2 separate regions of the Mus musculus genome follow, and region 2 is linked to region 1. A link is a loop called in an ENCODE intact Hi-C map of the cell type or tissue named here. Cell type or tissue: left cerebral cortex. All regions are shown on one strand.

Region 1 (5,000 bases):
TTTTGCTCAGCCACAAAAACAATTCACTCACCTGCCTCACTTGTCACCATTACTGACTGCAGAGTTCTTCCTTCTGCCCTGACTACTTAAACTTCACCAAGACACAATACTACAGCTATAGCAGACAGAAAGTGTGTAGATCCCCTTCATGTGCATGCTACTCACAAGACCATAACATTGCTGTTTGCTAAGTCACAAGGCACTTGGAACCTTAATGTTGCCTTAGACACCAAACACACAATGGGAGTACAGTCTACTCTACAACACTTCCAGCAATTAAAGCCAGAACACAAACAGATGCTTTTGTGTGAACATTGGAGTGTAAAGAGAGCTTTTTCTAAGCGTGATAAATAACAACAAAAGGCCGCTCAGCGCACAGAAGCACTGGGCCACAGCACTGAGTACAGGAATCCAGAGAGTTGAAAACGAGCTCTGTAAGTTCTGAGCCTTGACATCTTGGATCTGAATTTCCGCGGGTGTGCTGAAAGGCTCTCTGAAAGGTTTGTGCCAGTGGCCTCCCGGAGTGGCTGGGATGAGAAAGGCCAGGAGCACCGCTAAAGGCGCCTGCCACAGTCACCAGCTGCATGAGGCCTGAGTGCCCCCAGGCAAACAGACAAGCTCCGCTGGACCGGCAGACAAGCAGTCTCAGAGGCCCTCTTCCCCTGCACAAAGCACTGCTTCCCCTACTTCAAACCCTCAGCTCCTTAAAACTCCCACACCATGGAGAAATCTAAGGAAAGCAGGGGTTCCCCGGAGAGCCCAGATTTCAGGCCTGCTGGCTGTGCAGATAAAAGCCAGCAAAGGAGTACCCTGCACCAGCGCCTGTCCAAGCTCCTAGAGACTTCCCTGTACGGATGGACAGCCCTTTCAAGGATGGAGGGAGTTCTCAAATTATCCCTGCTGTGGAGAAGCTGAACCTCTATGTGGCTAGCCAGCGGGGCCAAGTACCAACTTCACCTGACAATGTAAGAAAGAAAGGAGAGTTCCATTAACATGTTCTTGTTTGATATTCTCTGTCTACAACGTAATCGCTTGCTTTCATTAGTTATTTCACTGGTGGTTCCACATTTTGAAAAAAAAAAGAAAAAGAAAAAGGGAGTTAGATTTTAAGTACATAACTAAATACACAAAATCGTTTCCTTCGGCGTTTTTACCATAGCAAAAACAAAAAACAAAAACCTGCCACCTATCAGCAGCACCCCTGGAGAACTCCGTGTCACCAGCAGGGAACTCTGCACTTGTGGAAGATGCCTATGGCTGAGTGAAATTTAAACAGGAACTGCAGAGCAGTATCAGTGAAGTCTCCTTTTGTTTAAAGATATGCACCTTTATCTTGGTTTTGGAATAATCTCCAGAAGGATAGCTACAAGCTTCCCAGGGGAGATTGTGGGAAAGTGTATTTCCTGTTTTGTTCACTTCTGTATAAAAAACAAAACAAAAACAAAAACAAAAAAAAAAAAAGACTTTCAACAAGCATCCTATATTTATACAAACAAAAATCCATGTTCAGAGGGGTGTGTGTGTGTGTGTGTGTGTGTGTAAGTTCCTAAGCTGGGGAACAAAGAACTCTAATGTAACAAGTAGTGGATAACGATGTCTTATTTGTTACTATAGTATCTATAGAACATACTATTGTCACTTCATAAGAAGTTCATGACCCTAAAGTTAGAAAATCCAGGTCATTAACAGAAATGCAGCCTCTTTGCTTCAGTGGGGAAAAAACAAAACCCTGCCACAGTCTATTGTTAAGTCCTCACTGGGGAAACTTGAGAGCAGACCCCACAACGTGGGGTGTGAAGTGAGTCCAGGTGAGAACTGCAGAGGGACAAGTCCTCCACAGCCCAGTCTCCTCTGGCCCTCCCACTCTCTCCTCAAGGCTGGCCCTGATACCTACAAATCACTTCTTTCCCCCTTCCTTCCCCTTTAGCGGTGCTCCTGGCCTTTCTCATCCCAGCCACTCCGGGAGGCCACTGGCACAAACCTTTCAGAGAGCCTTTCAGCACACCCGCGGAAATTCAGATCCAAGATGTCAAGGCTCAGAACTTACAGAGCTCGTTTTCAACTCTCTGGATTCCTGTACTCAGTGCTGTGGCCCAGTGCTTCTGTGCGCTGAGCGGCCTTTCTTTCCTGTTCTGTGTGGTGGGGCCAGCTGGTTGTAAATTATGGAATCTGCTGGAAGGGGAGGAGCGAGGGATGGAAGATATATAGTGCCCAGGTGTATTGCTCCTCAGCTGATCACCTGGGAAATGCTCAGTGAGATGCCCACCACCACCACCACCACCACCACCACCCCGTGGAGAGCTGCACACCGCTACACCGCCACATCTAACTGTTCTAAACACAGCCTACAAGGAAACTAACTTTAATAAAGAAAATAAAACACTCTTTGTTTCTGACAGAAATCACCGCGAGCTCTGACTGGCCACTCTGCTGAGAAAGAACTAAGTCACTAGGGTTCATTTTTATTTTTATTATTATTATTTTTATTTTTTTTCCTACTGCACTTGTAGCAATCCTGTAGAGGAGAAATTTAAATGAGCATTTCTCTGCTGCCATCTTGTGGTTTGTCTAGGAAAAGCACCAAAAGCCTGGTCGACCTCAACCTTGCCAATAAACAAGAAAGAAAAGGTCTTTTTGATTACTTAAAGTCATTTATTTGATAGAACAAAGTATAAGTTAATCTATGTAGCAAACCATTTATAATATATAACCCTACCAAGAAAAATGTTTATGCCTACCAGCGAAATGGCTCAGTAATAGCAAGCATTGCTGCCAAGGCCTGAGATGGTAGGAGATGGACTCACACAAGTTGTTCTCTGACCTCCCAATGCACACTGTGGCATACATACACATATACGCGCACGCACATCCAGGGACATGTGCACACACATACACGTGTATGCACATACACACACACTAAAAGTAAAGAATGCATCATCTGGAGAACTAAGGACATGCTGAAAACACTGCAGTTCTGCTTTACCTCCTCACCTCTCCTTCACAGCAAATCTGGAAAGCATGCGGGTTTCCCGTGGGGAGGAACGCAGCAGAATCTTCAAGGGAAGCTCTGTGTGCTCTTCAGAATCCCATGAGTGGGACCTGAGGCTCAGCGTCCACTCATTCGCACAGTGCATATACCTTTCACTCCTCGGGCACAGCATCAAGACAAGTGGAAGAGTGGATAAACATACGCCTATGTTTATAATTCAGATGGCTCAGTAGAGGAGGAGGAGAGGAGGGACCATGCCTGCTGCCACTCTGAAACTCTACTCTGTTAGGCTCCATATGATAGATATATAGACTATTGGCTAGACCGAGAGAGGGTTGCATCACACACATGAGGGGGAAAAGACACCTAGTTTAATTAAAATTTCAGATAAACAACAATTGAATATGTTTATATGAAAAAATATCCTTGTGTTATTTATTAAAAATTTAAATTGCTAGCAAATGTCTTATACTTTATCTGAAACCCTCGCCTTTCCTTACCTATTGCCAGTAGAAAAAAATAATATCTCATCCACATGAAAATAAACAAATTGGTTGTTCTTTCTAACATAAACCTATGATACATTAGTAACTAAAATAAAATTGAATAAGAATACCTACCATATATTAGGAAAAGAATAAGGAATGATAGAATGGTATAACTGAAGGTCAGTTCGGCCATGCAGATTTCTGGTGAGTGTCTCCACAGACAACACCACACTAAACTTGAGTAGAAGAACAAGATGGAGCCCTGTTCTCCAAACAGAACAAAGAAGCAGAGTGAAGCTAAAGCCGGTGGTATAAGCAACAATAGAGAAAATGGATGTCAGGCAGCATCTGTTTCTCAGCCTTCATACAGTCTGCAAGCACTGGCTATCAGGGGGCAATAATTAGGCAAGGTATGATCCAGTTTTCTGTCTACAATAAAACACCTGAGGAAATTCACTAATACAGTGATGCTCCCAACCAAAATCAAATTGCCCAAAACAACAGCAAGACACTGCTTTGGGAGCACTTGGGAAAGCAAACTGTTTATGCCAGCATCTGGGAAGCAAGTGAAGAAAGGGTTAAAAAGGAATTCTTTCCCATTGCTCTTCCTCATGGATGGGTACCCATCACCACTCCACCCCTGGAATCCACTCTTTTAACATGACATGCAACCTTTCAGAAATCATTTTATGTTAGTAGTGGTACTGGCTGGGAATTGAACCCAGGACTTTACATGCGATAAGCACACAATTTACCACTGAGCTCCACCCCAACTCATGCACTGATAAACATCCAAACCTCTATTTGTTACCTGCAAAACAGTATGTCAAACTGAAAGCAATCAGAGGAAGCTTGTCCAAGAGTTTTGCTTTATGAAACAGAGGCCACAGCCCCAGAGCCAGTAGCCAGTGCTGGTCTACACCCCATCTAGGGTTTTTTTCTGGATGCTGCCTCCTTAGTTGAGGTCTGACCATGAAATGGACTATTTTTTTATATTCTTGGTATAGATTTATTTGCAGCTCAGTGAAGTGGCATTACTAAACGTCAGCAATGACTAAGCACACTTGAAAGTGGTTTCAGAAAATGTCATTAATGGGGTATGCACTCACTTCCTTGCTCCTTCGCCTATCCTTCTGTGGAGCACAGATCTGATATGTGGATTCCTGGAAACCATTTGGATCACGAATGTTTGTGCCACTTTCTAGGGAAAGTGGAAGATGCCATCAGATCAAGTCTTAGTGGTTAAAATTCCTTACTTCATGTGAGGGAGTGACATACGTTTATTGCTTTTGTAGAACAGGATTTTAATATTTTCAACTGTTAGCATTTAACAAACAGAATATTTTAAGATATATTTCATTGTTATGTCTCCCTTTTCATTTCTGATTTTATTAATTTGGATACTGTCTCTGTGCCCTCTGGTTAAGCCCGCTAAGGGTTTGTCTATCTTGTTGATTTTCTCAAAGAACCAGCTCCTGGTTTGGTTGATTCTTTGAGTAGTTCTTTTTGTTTATATTTGGTTG
Region 2 (5,000 bases), 440 kb before region 1:
TCCCTCTTGTCCATTTGTATTTATGTCTCCATTATTATATACAAGAAAAAGAGAATCTTTTAAGAACATAACACTTGTGGCATATAAGCTTATCAATTTATAAATGCCATTATCTGCTTACATTTTAATTTTATTTTAATGGGTATTCTTTTGGACTTGGTTTGTCACAGTTTAGATCTGTCTTCCTGAAAAAGACTCACATTTGGGGCGTGGTCATAAGCAGATGGTACTATTTTGGGAAGACCTAGGAATAAGACTTTATTAGAGGAAATACGTTACTGGGAACAGGCCTGTGGCACTGAACTCTCCATCTCTCTTGGTCTTCTGTCTGCCATGTGGAAAGTAGGAGCCTCACAACCAGCAGAGAATCCAAGAAGTCAAATGTTATTGATTGAAAGGTATGTAGTTAGAGCAACAGAAATGTGGCACATATACACATATCCCCCAACCTATTAAAGTTAGCAGAAAATATTCTTAAAATTAGTGCAGTAACTTTAAGCAATAAAGTGGTAAGAAAAATAGTAATAGGAACTAATGAAATCTGTGACCTACAAATGACCAAACTACTCTCAATTCATAAGAAACATCTCACCACATACTTATTCTTTTCTATCTGTATTTAAATTTCTATGCAATCTCTTCATTCACAATGAATCTGCTCTTAAACTCTTGGACCTGGCAAAATAATCATAAGTAAAGCGCATGACTGACAAGCATGAGAACTTGGCTTTAGTTCTTCAGCACATTATAAAACAGGGTGAAAGTGTACATGGCTCTAATCTCAATGATGTGGAAGCAGAGACAGGGGCATATCCTGTGGGGCTTGCTTATCACCCTGTCTCGTTAAAGTAGCAAGCTCCAGGTTCACTAAGATGTTGGGTCTCAAAAAAGAAAACAAACAAACAAGGTAAAGGGTACTGAGGAAAACATTTAGTGTTGATCTCTGAATTGTGATATGTATGTGCCTGTATCCATGAACACATATGTGACAATGTACACACATGCACACACACACACACACACACACACACACAGAGAGAGAGAGAGAGAGAGAGAGAGAGAGAGACACACAGACACACACAGAGAACAAAATATTAATGAATAAAAAATGTCATTAATGCATCTACTCAAAAAGCCAGTGCCCTGTGATGGAGAGTTGCCCTCCATGGGTGCTGCCTTGTGAATCCCAGGACAATCTCTACATCCTCACATCCCATCCCTGCCAATCTCACCTACAGAAGATACAGAGATGGATGGATGGATATAGCAAGTACATACAGCACTTTAAGGACATCTCTGCTCATGAACATGAGTTTTAAACTGTCTCAAGGAAATTTCTCTAAGCAAGATTTTAGTTTGGGACTTAGAGTTAAAGGACACTAATGGTGTATGGCTGTGTATCTGGCACAGATCAAGAGAAATTCCATGCTAGAGATGACTGGAGCATAAATATCTGAGTTTGGGCCAAGCTCTAATTACTAAACCTCATTTTAGAAGTATGTTTCCATACTGTCATGGTCCAGTAGGCCATCTCTTAAAGAAAGACTCAGAACTGCCACCGTTAGGAAGCAAAAGATTTCTTTCTCCCTGAGTAACTGGAGCTGCTGCTGAGCGATGACTCATCCTACCACCCCTCCTGGTGGCAGCACTGATGAATGTGTCTTTAAACAGTCGCTATTCCAGGAAGCCAAAGACCACAGAAAAAATACACAGCATTTCCTGTGTAAAAACAGCAGGCAGCCACCAGCCTAACACCAGCCCTGTTGTCATGCAAGAACACCCCCCACTGCCCAAGGAGGTAGGTCAAGGGAGAAAGGTCAGGCAGAGAGCTCTGTGCCCCGAAGAGGGCTTTAAAACCTACATTTTCTCCCTGGGAATCTTCTCAATTCTGCAAAGCCTGCACATAGTGGGTACTCAGCACTCAGTAGGTATTACCTACTAAAGAACAAGAAAACACAAAGGGTCTTTTGTTCTTAACAAACCACACTTCCCTTTGATATGCAGTAAGTTAGCTCCACTCTTATACTCTGTGAAAACACAGTCCTTCCCCCCAAAGAGCAAGACTTTCCTGTCACTCAAAATAGGAGCTTTTCCCCGTGTTTTCTTGAATTTCACATACACAAATCAAGGATGAGTCCCCTTTAGATGCATTTCTATATCACTGCACCAGAATCCTGGCATTCAAATTGTACCTATAATAAGAGTAGAGAATTCCCATGGAAATCCAGGGCCGGGTGACTCAGTATTTCTCAGCTGTCAAACAGTTTACATTGTGGGGGATGAAGCAGGAGCAGGGTTTGGATCTTAAATGAAGCAAGCCCGCAACATTAACTAGAAGGTTACAACTTTTTAAAAAGAGAATGGACGAAAAGTTAGAAGGGGTAAGTTCCCTCAGCCAGCTTGTAATAGAAAACTCCAGGACCAGACACAGATCCTGGAAACTTTAGAGAAAGAAGATTGGAAAAGTCTAGTTTTGCTTTCAATCTCCGGTCCTGGCGATTGGGAGGAAGAACAACAGTGGAACTGTGCCAAGGGATCAGGAGGGAGGAAGAGGGGCGCCTGCTCTCATCAGGACCCGCCCTCCCTGACCTGAAATCAGTGTCCTTACTTCTCAAAAGATGGTAGTGGATTTGAGTCCCACTGCAGGTTAGCTGTTCCTCATTTCCCTCCATTTATAAGCGGTTGGGGCTTCTAATTTTTTTTCCTCTGGGGTTAGGAGAAACGGAAATTTGTTTAAACTTCCTGACCCCTGCAGATTCCCTGTGATTTGCTCAAAACAAAACAGTATCTCTGCATTTCTTCAACCTTGTGCTCAAACCCAAAGGAACCTCCACATAGTAAACAGATACAGAAAGAAAACACACTAGCTCTATCAAGAAAGAAACCTGCTCTGAACTCGCAGAGACAACTCCCTGCTGGAGTTTCCCCCTTTCCTTTCTTCCTTTCTTCCTTTCTTTGTAGCCACGTCTCCATTCTACAACACTTACTGGTTACTTAATACCGTTTACATAACCACTGCCCCGTACACATTTGCATTTTATATTTGCGTTCAAAAATATCCGCCTAAAGTTGGGCAAACTCCGGCTGCAGAAACCAGGTCCACTCTCCCTGCGTTTGGGTGTCCCGGGTACCTGCCAGCTGTGCGTCCTCGGAATTGAGGACATCGTGTTTTCAATTTTCTTCAATAAAGCAATGAATCTGGCAATTTGCTGGCCTGCTTCAGCTAAACAGAAAGGACAATTTGAGAAGGATCATAGTTCAGGCCCAGTCAGACGGAAACGATTGAAAACAGAGAGCTGGCCGCTGTGGTTCCCCAGTGCAGCGCGCTGTCGCAGTTTGACTGACAAACTGACTTTTTCGAGGTGCTCATGCCCATTTCAGTCAGAGTTTATTGAAGGTGATTTTGATCTTCTCCATGAGGCCACAGCAGTGGCCGTGCCATCTGTCACCTTGATTGCATCGTGGATTCTCTGGAGAGAGCGCCATGGCTCCTGATCACTTACAGATTGTGCGGCTTTCTCCTCCATACGGACCACATGCGCAGAGCCAGATGGTGAACATAGACGCTGATTATAAGTCTTTATCTCCGTGCAGGAAGGAGAGGAACTATTAGGTTTCCCTCAGGAGCTCTGCTCCTCTCTACCCTCATGCTGCTCCTCCGCAAATACAGTCTTCTTCAGCTGTCATCGGCCTACCTTGGAAAATTAAAAAAATAAACAATAATTCCATCACCGGGGCCGGGAACCCAAGCTGGTGCAGCAGAGCGGTCCCCTGGCCTTGCTCCCCTTCTCACAGGCCCCGCCCCACCCCCACCGCCTGTCTGCCTGTCAGCATTAGGTACAAAGAAGTTTGTTTGGGAATTAATATGTTAGTTTTTGAGAACTCGGGAGGGACCCACTATTTTAAATGAAGCCTCAGGACTTGCAGCTTTCTTGTGTGATTGCGATGTGGCTTCCATTGCATTGTGCTGTGTGTGCGCTTCCATTTAGGGAGGATTTTTATTTGTTTGTTATTTTTAATTCATCTTACACGTTTTTAAATTGTAAGCTGTTTTTCTGAAATAATCTCAGGAGAAGGGTTACTCACATTTGGGTCACAGCACAATCTCTGGGAGAGATTCAGAGGCAGGTGACAGTGAGCCCGAGTTGGAAACCTCTAGGTGTAGTACTGGAAAGAGGCACCGAGGCAAGAGGTGGAGATCTGGGATAGGCAGGGGCCCCCTGAAGCCCAGCATAGATTCCACCTCAAAGCATCACTGCCAGCAGACAGTCAGGAACCCGTCTCAAAGAACATGACGGAAGTGTAGGGTGTGCAAGCACCAACACCACTCAGAGTTTACATGAACAGCTAAGAAAGGGGTTCTCCGTCTTCTTGCTTTTTGAACATTATTTTTACAAGTTAAAGAATATACAGTTAAAAAACTATTTCTTTCCTTTACATACAACCCCTCCATGAAGATATAAGGATATAGGACATGTCTTGGTCCGCAGCTCACTCATAAGCAAAAAGCTCCTGCCCTTGCTCTCATAGGTCTCTATTTCTTTTCTCTCTCCCTTGCACACACACCCTGTCAGTGTGAGGGATATCCCCTCCCCTCCCCAAGTGAGCAGCTGTCCACAGAAACCAGGCAACAGATTCCAGTGACCCATGACCTTGAAGTCTTGCCGATTTGGGTCATTCATTAAGAATAACTGCCATCAACCCAACAGCCTACAATTACCAGTACCCAATAGCTTTGCTCAGACACTAAATATGAGTGATTCTGGGGACAGTCACCCAATCACTGCTGGCTTAGGTTGAATTGGCATGGAATTCTCTGTCTTTGAGACAAGTGGGCCACAATATCACACAAAGTGTCCCTAAGGGAAGATTTTTCCAGTGTATCAGGCTCTGTGGTGGGCAGGACACAAGAAAGAATTGAGAAAAGCATTTTTGAGAAATAACAGTAAACACACATATGCATATGCATTAGTGAGCAAACACACACATACACACACACA

The links. A loop is a pair of places that touch in the nucleus more often than their neighbours do. Peaks named below come from ENCODE experiments on the same cell type or tissue, not always from the same donor. Only the 100,000 strongest peaks of a DNase experiment are listed, where the experiment ranks them.
Region 2: it touches region 1 in a loop (3-fold over the local background); 2 of 42 quality-filtered maps call a loop at or near these places.

The regions. Positions count from the first base shown.
Region 1 is chr3:19,059,839-19,064,838 of GRCm38, forward strand. No RefSeq gene overlaps it. Among named protein-coding and RNA genes, the nearest start is that of Armc1, 100 kb to the right of the region's middle. In left cerebral cortex, CTCF peaks have their summits at 1,201 and 2,567 (motif pointing left); DNase peaks (open chromatin) are centred at 722, 1,871, 2,145 and 2,545.
Region 2 is chr3:18,622,359-18,627,358 of GRCm38, forward strand. It overlaps Gm30789 (predicted gene, 30789), which reads right to left. Exons shown (of 4, transcript NR_166210.1): 4 at 1-3,695. Among named protein-coding and RNA genes, the nearest start is that of Gm30723, 7.5 kb to the left of the region's middle. In left cerebral cortex, a CTCF peak has its summit at 1,642; DNase peaks (open chromatin) are centred at 1,639, 2,241, 3,093 and 3,530; H3K4me3 peaks cover 304 bases; H3K27ac peaks cover 1,706 bases.